2 separate regions of the Homo sapiens genome follow, and region 2 is linked to region 1. Evidence: chromatin loops called from intact Hi-C (ENCODE). Cell type or tissue: endothelial cell of umbilical vein. All regions are shown on one strand.

Region 1 (4,000 bases):
GAAACGGAAGGATTACAAGGCAGTAAATAACTGAGTGCTAAATAAATGACTTATTTTTTTATTTATTATTATTATTTTTTGAGACAGAATCTCACTCTGTCGGCTAGACTGGAGTGCAGTGGTGCAACCTCGGCTCACTGCAACCTCCATCTCTTGGGTTTGAGTGATTCTCCGGCCTCAGCCTCCCGAGTAGCTGGGACTACAGGCACGCGCCAAAATGCCCGGCTAATTTTTGTATTTTTAGTAGTGATGGGGTTTCACCATATTAGTCAGGCTGGTCATGAACTCCTGATCTCGTGAGCTGCCCGCCTCGGCCTCACAAAGTGCTGGGATTACAGGCATGAGCCACCATGCCTGGCCAGTGACTTATGTTTTTAGAGAGCTTTATACTGCACACAATCTTCTTTAGTAGACACATTACCTTCTTCACAGTAATTCTTTGAAATAGGGAGCAGTTAACTCAGCCAAGATCACAGAATTAGTGAATGGAACAATGAAGAATAGAGTTTTGAACTTTCGACTTCATAACCAAAATTATTTCAACTTCATGAAACTGTTTCTGTGTAATAGGTGAATAAATTTATTTAGAAGAAAACATTGTAGGTGAGATGGCTGTAGTACTCTGGTGGAGGGGTCATATGGTTTGGCTGTGTCCCCACCCAAATCTCACCTTGAATTGTAATAATCCCCACATATGAAGGGTGGGGCCAGATGGAGATAACTAAATCATGGGGGTAGTTACCCCTATACTGTTCTTGTGGTAGTGAATAAGTCTCACGAGATCTGATGGTTTTATAAATGGGAGTTCTTCAGCACAAGCTTTTGCCTGCTGCCATGTAAGACATGCCTTTGCTCCTCATTCACCTTCTGCCATGATTGTGAGGACTCCCTAGCCATGTGGAACTGTGAGTCCATTAAATCTCTTTCCTTTATAAATTACCCAGCCTCAGGTATGTCTTTATTAGCAGCATGAGAACAGACTAATACAAGGGGTTTCATTCGTGAGGAGGCATTTTGTTTTATAAGAAATCACTGTATAAGCGCCCAGAAAGGGGAAGGCATGGAGAACACCACCAAAAGGCTTTTCTGTGTGTACTGAAGTTATCTGGAAGGGGCCACGGGAGGTCTGCAGAGCAGCAGGTCCAGATGATAGGCGAAGAGTCTTAGTGAAGGTAGCCTTGGCCAGCATGATGGAAGGAAGGGGGTGGGTGCTAAAGATGCTCTGTAGACCCTGCGGGCAGCTGCTGGCGATAGAGATAAAGGATGATGTTTACCTGAAAATGACCTTGACAGTGTGTGGGTCATATTGCCTACTAGGATGGGAGGGCGTTGAAAGTTCAAACATGAGACGATGAACATTTTGGTCTTCATGACTAATTTGAAATAGTATTGAGACCCTACATTTGAAACATCTTGTGGACAGAATGCTGCTGCATTGGGCTGGTGGTGGGTGGGAGCGGCACACACTCAGAGGTTAAGGAACGGGGTTGGGGTATGCTTCAGAGCTACCTGGGCTGTCTTTGCTACTTTTATCTTTCTCTTGAGGTTCTAGCAAGACTAGCATCGCCAGCAGGTCTTTTCTGGGATGTCTAGGTTTTTCCAACCCACTGGATATTTGTGTGTCAAATTATTTGTCAGTAGACATATTTGTTTCTATTTTCTCAGTTGTTTCATTCTGCTACTTCCTGACCTTATTTTTAACCCCTCTGGGTCCTTTTCTAATTATTTTTGGCACTGGTGCTCTGAATTCCTCCTGGTTTAATGTCACTATGATGTGAACTCTACAGGTAAACAAGCTGAACTGATGTGCTTGGAGTACCGAGTCATTCATCCCTTTTCCCTTCTTTGTCTTACTTTTCTTATCTTCCTCTTCCTTTCTATTAATAAATACTTGAGTCATTCAAAACTATGCGACAGGCATTTCCTTGGCAGGAGATAGATCCTGGAACAGAAGTTTAAAAATACTGAAGATGAAATAGCACAATCTGCAGCAGTGTTTCCTTCACTGCAGTCATTGAAGGAGTACCACCTCTGTGATTTTGCCATATCTGTATATCGTTTATTTGCTTAACATTTTAATACTCATACTAACAAATGAGTATTTAAATACAATTTATTTTTCTAAAATTAATTTTTCTAAGGAAAACTTTACATCAAACCTGAAAAATTATAAAATGACATTAAATACATAATTATTAGTGTTCATCTATACCACTATGAACCATATGTCCCTAGTGCAGGGACTGAGAGAATTTTACTTTATATTCAAACTGTGCTCTCTTTCAAAGTTCTCTGAATTGAATCTACCCCTTCATGGGTCCTGGTTGTATCACAGGGAGCAATATAAAGTAAGTTTTTCTTTTATTCATAAATTGCATCCCTTTAAATATTTGAAGACAGTTCCTTTTGGGTTTTCCTCTTTTTTCTTTTTTCTTGGGAGACACGGTCTCACTCTGTCACCCAGGCTGCAGTGCAGTGGCATGATCATGGCTCACTGCAGCGTCGACCTCCCAGGATCAAGCAATCCTCCCACCTTAGCCTCCCAAGTAGCTGGGCCACAGGTGCGTGCCACCATGCCCAGCTAGTTTTTTGATTTTTATTTTAGAGATGGGGTCTCACTTGCCCAGCCTGGTCTGGAACTCCTGGCCTCAAGTGATTCCCCCTCTGCACTGGCCCCCCAAAATGCTTAGAGTACAGGTGTAAGCCACTGCGCCAGACCCTTTTGAATCTTCTTTCTCCTAGACTAAGCACCCCAGGTTTCCACCCTTGGATGTGCTGGGGTGTTGTCCCATTACGGTGTTTACCTTGACCCCTGTCACTGTGGTCTCTTTCCTCCAAATGAACTCAGGGTTCGAATCCTGACTTGTCCATCTCCCTTCTTGAAGAACAGTTCTGGGACTGGACGTGGTTCTCCAGATGTGTTCTGAGCGGTGCAGAGACACAGAGTTTAGATTGCTCCTGTTCTGGACACTATTTTTCTGTTAATGGGACCTAAAATCGTACTGATTTTTTACAATAATTTCACCATACTGTTTGCTCATATTGTAGTGGGGTCTGCCTAACACTGCCAATCTTTTTCACTGCATGTTGATTCTCTTCCATCTTATGCCTGTGCAATGAAGAAAAAAAATCTAAATAAGAATATTGTTCATGCAACTTTATTGAATTAAATTTTGCTGCTTTGGCCCTTGTCCCAGACTTTATTCTGAATTCTATTCTGTCCTTTAGTATTTTAACTATATTTTCAGCTTAGAGTAATCAACAATTTTGATAAATAAATCTCCATTCAAGCTGCTGATAACAAGTTGAATAGCAGAAGGCCAGAGACTAAACCTTCAGTCCACCCCGGGGGGATTTATTCAGGCTAACGTGGATCTGCTGACTTGTGCCATCTAGGACACTGGCAGCAAATTTATTACTAGTTACTTGCTTCTCCTATTGGAGAACCATGAAAAATAATACATATATCTATCAGGGGGCATGTATTTTTCTTATTTGTCATGTTTTGCTCATAGATCACTAACAAGTATTGGTTCTGAAAGTGCTGTCATTACTCTGGGTTTTATTTATTTGGCCCTACAGACTTGAACTTGTTTTAAAAGCCCAGATACACTTTTGTTGTTTCATTTATCTCATTCTCTAATTTCTGCAGAAATGTTTATTTTACTCTGTACAATTTGAAAATTGTTCTTTTTTTTTTTTTTTTTTTTTTTATGAGACAAGGTCTGGCTATATCGCCCAGGTTGGAGAGCAGTAGCACGATCTTGGCTCACTGCAACCTCTGCCTTCTGGGCTCAAGCCATCCTCCCACCTCAGTCTCCTGAGCAGCTGGGACTATAGGCACACACCACCGTGCCCAGCTAATTTTTGTATTTTTTGTTCAGATGGGGTTTCGCCACATTGTCGAGGCTGGTCTTGAACTCCTGAGCTCAAGCCATCCACCTGCCTTGGCCTCCCCAAGTGCTGGGATTATAAGCGTGAGCCACCGTGCCTGCCCTGA
Region 2 (4,000 bases), 350 kb after region 1:
TCCTGATAAGATGTTATCAATGACAATGCGTGGCCGAAACTTCATTAGCAATTTTAATATTGCCCTGGTCCTGTGGTCCTGTGATCTTGCCCTGCCTCCATTTACCTTGTGATATCTTATTACCTTGTGAAGCGTGTGATCTCTGTGACCCACACCCTATTTGTACACTCCCTCCCCTTTTGAAAATCACTAATAAAAACTTGCTGGTTTTATGGCTCGGGGGCATCATGGAACCTGCTGACATGTGATGTCTCCTCTGGATACCCAGCTTTAAAATTTCTCTCTTTTGTACTGTGTCCCTTTATTTCTCAGACTGGCCGACACTTAGGGAAAATAGAAAAGAACCTATGTGAAATATTTGGGATGAATTTCGCCCGATACTATCGAGCTTGCTAATATGACTGACAGTGATCCCAAATTTGAAGTGACAGAGCCCCCTGTACATAGAAGGCTGGGATGAAGAGGGGTTCTACAGCACAGTGATAGAAGAGGCTACTGTATTCACTCAGAGGGGCATTGACCAAGGGTGGCTGGTATTCCACCCACAGGCGTGGGGATGCTGAATGACTTCTTCACTTTCTTGCTCAGGCCAGATCATGTACAGCCAGTGATATGTTATCTCCCCTTCACCATAGTGCCGCCTGACCCCTCACTTTTCCAAACATTTACACCAGGTGTTCCTTTATTTGTCACTGGAGACAACCTTGTAACCCCAGTTCTCTCTCAGGAAAAGCCTATGATTTCCTCAAGACTTGTGGCACAGACAGAAACTTTAGGGAAACTGACCCAGACCAGATGGCAGAAAGCAGATCCCTGGGGACAGCACAGTGGTGAAGAGCCCAGTGTGGATGGCAGAGTTTCTGCCATCAAGGTCATTTGGCCACCAGCCACCACTAATAGTCAGCTTTTGGGCACCCACACAGCCCAGAGAGAGCAGTTACCCTCTGATGGTCATCATACCCTTGGCTGCCGTGGTCTTCGTGCTGAAAGTGGCTGCAGTGGCCATGTGTGTCTGGTTGTTGAGCCAGAAGGTAGAAAAGGCAAAACCCCTTATCAAGCCCCAGACCAATCCGGAACACACAACCCCAAGTCATAGGCCACAAAGGAGCATAAAGTTCCCACTGTCACAGTGACACCCCTTCTGCAAAGCTCCAGCAGCCCCCCAGTCTGTCTTTTCAGGGCCCTGCAGTGTGAACAAATGTCTTCTCCAGTGGCCGAGCCAGTGGACAAATGTGCTGCTTGGGAGACATGGATGAACCTGGTCAAACTCTGCCGACAAACCAACCCAACACTGAAGCACAACCAGTACCGGGTGTAGATTGAGGGCTCGCATTTCTTACTGACCACCTACCATGTGTCAGGCACTGGGATAGGCATTGGGATATAAAGCAAATAAATGCTGGTTGGATCAACTGAGAAAAGTCAGGCCCTGCTAGTGATTCAATGTTCAATCCTAGCTCCATGGTTAGATGTTGCGGGGTGGTTGATTGTGACTTGTACAACACTCATGGGCTTTCTGCAATGGGCTCTGTGTGTCATCTTCTGGACCTGACTTTCTCAGTATACATCAGTTGGTCAATATTTAAACCCTTTACTAAGGTAGTACAGAACATGTTAGCCCCACTGAGAATGCTAGTATTAACCTGGGGCATAGAGTTAAAGGAGGAAAGCTTTGAATATTTTACACTGAGAATTCCCTCTGAGTGAGTCAGCAGGAAGTACAAGAACTATTTCAGCATGTAGAAGAGGTAATTTATCACATCAATGAGTATGTTTACGTAATGTTTTTCTGTAATGTCTTTTCCTCATTGGAGTCTCTAGGTTTGATTTCCTAGTGCAGGAAATGCCTCAGTGCTCTAGGTAGTGTTGGGACAGTCTGGCCCCTTTTGAAATTATCTACTGAATACATTGTGTTTCATCAGGAGGCTTTGTCTATTTTGATTTATAAAATCAAGCCTAGAAGAAACTATCATCAGAGTGAACAGGCAACCTACAACATGGGAGAAAATTTTCGCAACCTACTCATCTGACAAAGGGCTAATATCCAGAATCTACAATGAACTCAAACAAATTTACAAGAAAAAAACAAACAACCCCATCAAAAAGTGGGCGAAGGATATGAACAGACACTTCTCAAAAGAAGACATTTATGCAGCCAAAAAACACATGACAAAATGCTCATCATCACTGGCCATCAGAGAAATGCAAATCAAAACCACTATGAGATATCATCTCACACCAGTTAGAATGGCAATCATTAAAAAGTCAGGAAACAACAGGTGCTGGAGAGGATGTGGAGAAATAGGAACACTTTTACACTGTTGGTGGGACTGTAAACTAGTTCAACCATTGTGGAAGTCAGTGTGGCGATTCCTCAGGGATCTAGAACTAGAAATACCATTTGACCCAGCCATCCCATTACTGGGTATATACCCAAATGACTATAAATCATGCTGCTATAAAGACACATGCACACGTATGTTTATTGCGGCATTATTCACAATAGCAAAGACTTGGAACCAACCCAAATGTCCAACAATGATAGACTGGATGAAGAAAATGTGGCACATATACACCATGGAATACTGTGCAGCCATAAAAAATGATGAGTTCATGTCGTTTGTAGGGACATGGATGAAATTGGAAATCATCATTCTCAGTAAACTATCGCAAGAACAAAAAACCAAACACCGCATATTCTCACTCATAGGTGGGAATTGAACAATGAGATCACATGGACACAGGAAGGGGAATATCACACTCTGGGGACTGTGGTGGGGAGGGGGGAGGGGGGAGGGATAGCATTGGGAGATATACCTAATGCTAGATGATGAGTTAGTGGGTGCAGCGCACCAGCATGGCACATGTATACATATGTAACTAACCTGCACAATGTGCACATGTACCCTAAAACTTAAAGTATAATTAAAAAAAAAAAATCAAGCCTAGAATAGAAATATTATTTGAAGCCCTACGGGACAGAAAAGTTTGTTGAATGTTTTTACGATGCCTCAATTTGGCTTAACTTTACAATGAATTAAAATAATGGTCCAGGCCCAGTGGCTCATGCCTGTAATCTCAGCACTTTGGGAGGCCAAGGCGGGCAGATCGCTTGAGCCCAGGAGTTTGAGACCAGCCTGGACAACATAGTGAAACTCTATCTCTACAAAATAAGCAAGCAAACAAACAAACAAAAAAATTAACCAGGCATGGCGGCATGTGCCTATAGTCCCCAGCTGCTCTGGAGGCTGAGGTGGGTGGATCGCCTGAGCCTGGGAAGTTTGGGCTGAAGTGAGCTGTGATATACGAGATTCTGTCTCACAAAGAAAATAAATAAATAATGTAATAATGACAAATTTGTATTTGCATTGTCTAATTGAGCCTACTATTGGCCAAGTGAAGCTTCAGTTTCTGTAATTTTAAAATGAAGATATTAGTACTTGTATTAGGAATGCTTTGGGCTGCAAACCTGCAAGACATCCTCTATTAGTGGTTCAGGTTGGAGACTGGCAAGCTTTTTCTGTAAAGAGTCACATAGTAAATATTTTAGGCTTTGTAGGACATATATATATTCTGTCATACATTCTTCTTGCTTTGTTTCTTTTTAACAACCTTTTTTTAAAAAAAAGTAATTCTTAGTTATTGGACTTGGCCCACATACCATAGTTTGCCAATCATTGATGTAGGTAATAGATGTGTTGAATTATCTCAAGTAATGAACATGCTGGGGGTGGGCATTCTAAGACCGGTTCAGTAGTTCAAGAATGGCACCAAGGACTGAGCTCTTCTGTTCCTGCTGCTCTACCTTCCTTAAGCTGTTAACATTTCATTCTTTTATTTAATTCCTTGCAATTGTAAGATGTTTGCTAAAGCTCCAAGCAATACAACTACATTCGAAGGCAGGAATCATAGTGGAGGAGAGAGAGATAGAGGATGGCAAAATGGTTTTTTAAAAGAGTTTTTTAAATTTTTTTTTATTTTTAGTAGAGATGATATTTCA

Evidence for each region. A loop is a pair of places that touch in the nucleus more often than their neighbours do. Peaks named below come from ENCODE experiments on the same cell type or tissue, not always from the same donor. Only the 100,000 strongest peaks of a DNase experiment are listed, where the experiment ranks them.
Region 2: a loop joins it to region 1, with 15 times the contacts of the local background. A loop is called at or near these places in 1 of 110 quality-filtered maps.

Annotation. Positions count from the first base shown.
Region 1 is chr5:55,152,954-55,156,953 of GRCh38, reverse strand. The region is part of intron 2 of CDC20B (cell division cycle 20B); the gene reads left to right. Among named protein-coding and RNA genes, the nearest start is that of GPX8, 5.2 kb to the left of the region's middle. In endothelial cell of umbilical vein, no CTCF peak of the experiment used is centred here; a DNase peak (open chromatin) is centred at 1,833; H3K27ac peaks cover 2,714 bases.
Region 2 is chr5:54,805,372-54,809,371 of GRCh38, reverse strand. No RefSeq gene overlaps it. Among named protein-coding and RNA genes, the nearest start is that of LINC02998, 63 kb to the right of the region's middle. In endothelial cell of umbilical vein, no CTCF peak of the experiment used is centred here; a DNase peak (open chromatin) is centred at 1,771; H3K27ac peaks cover 1,501 bases.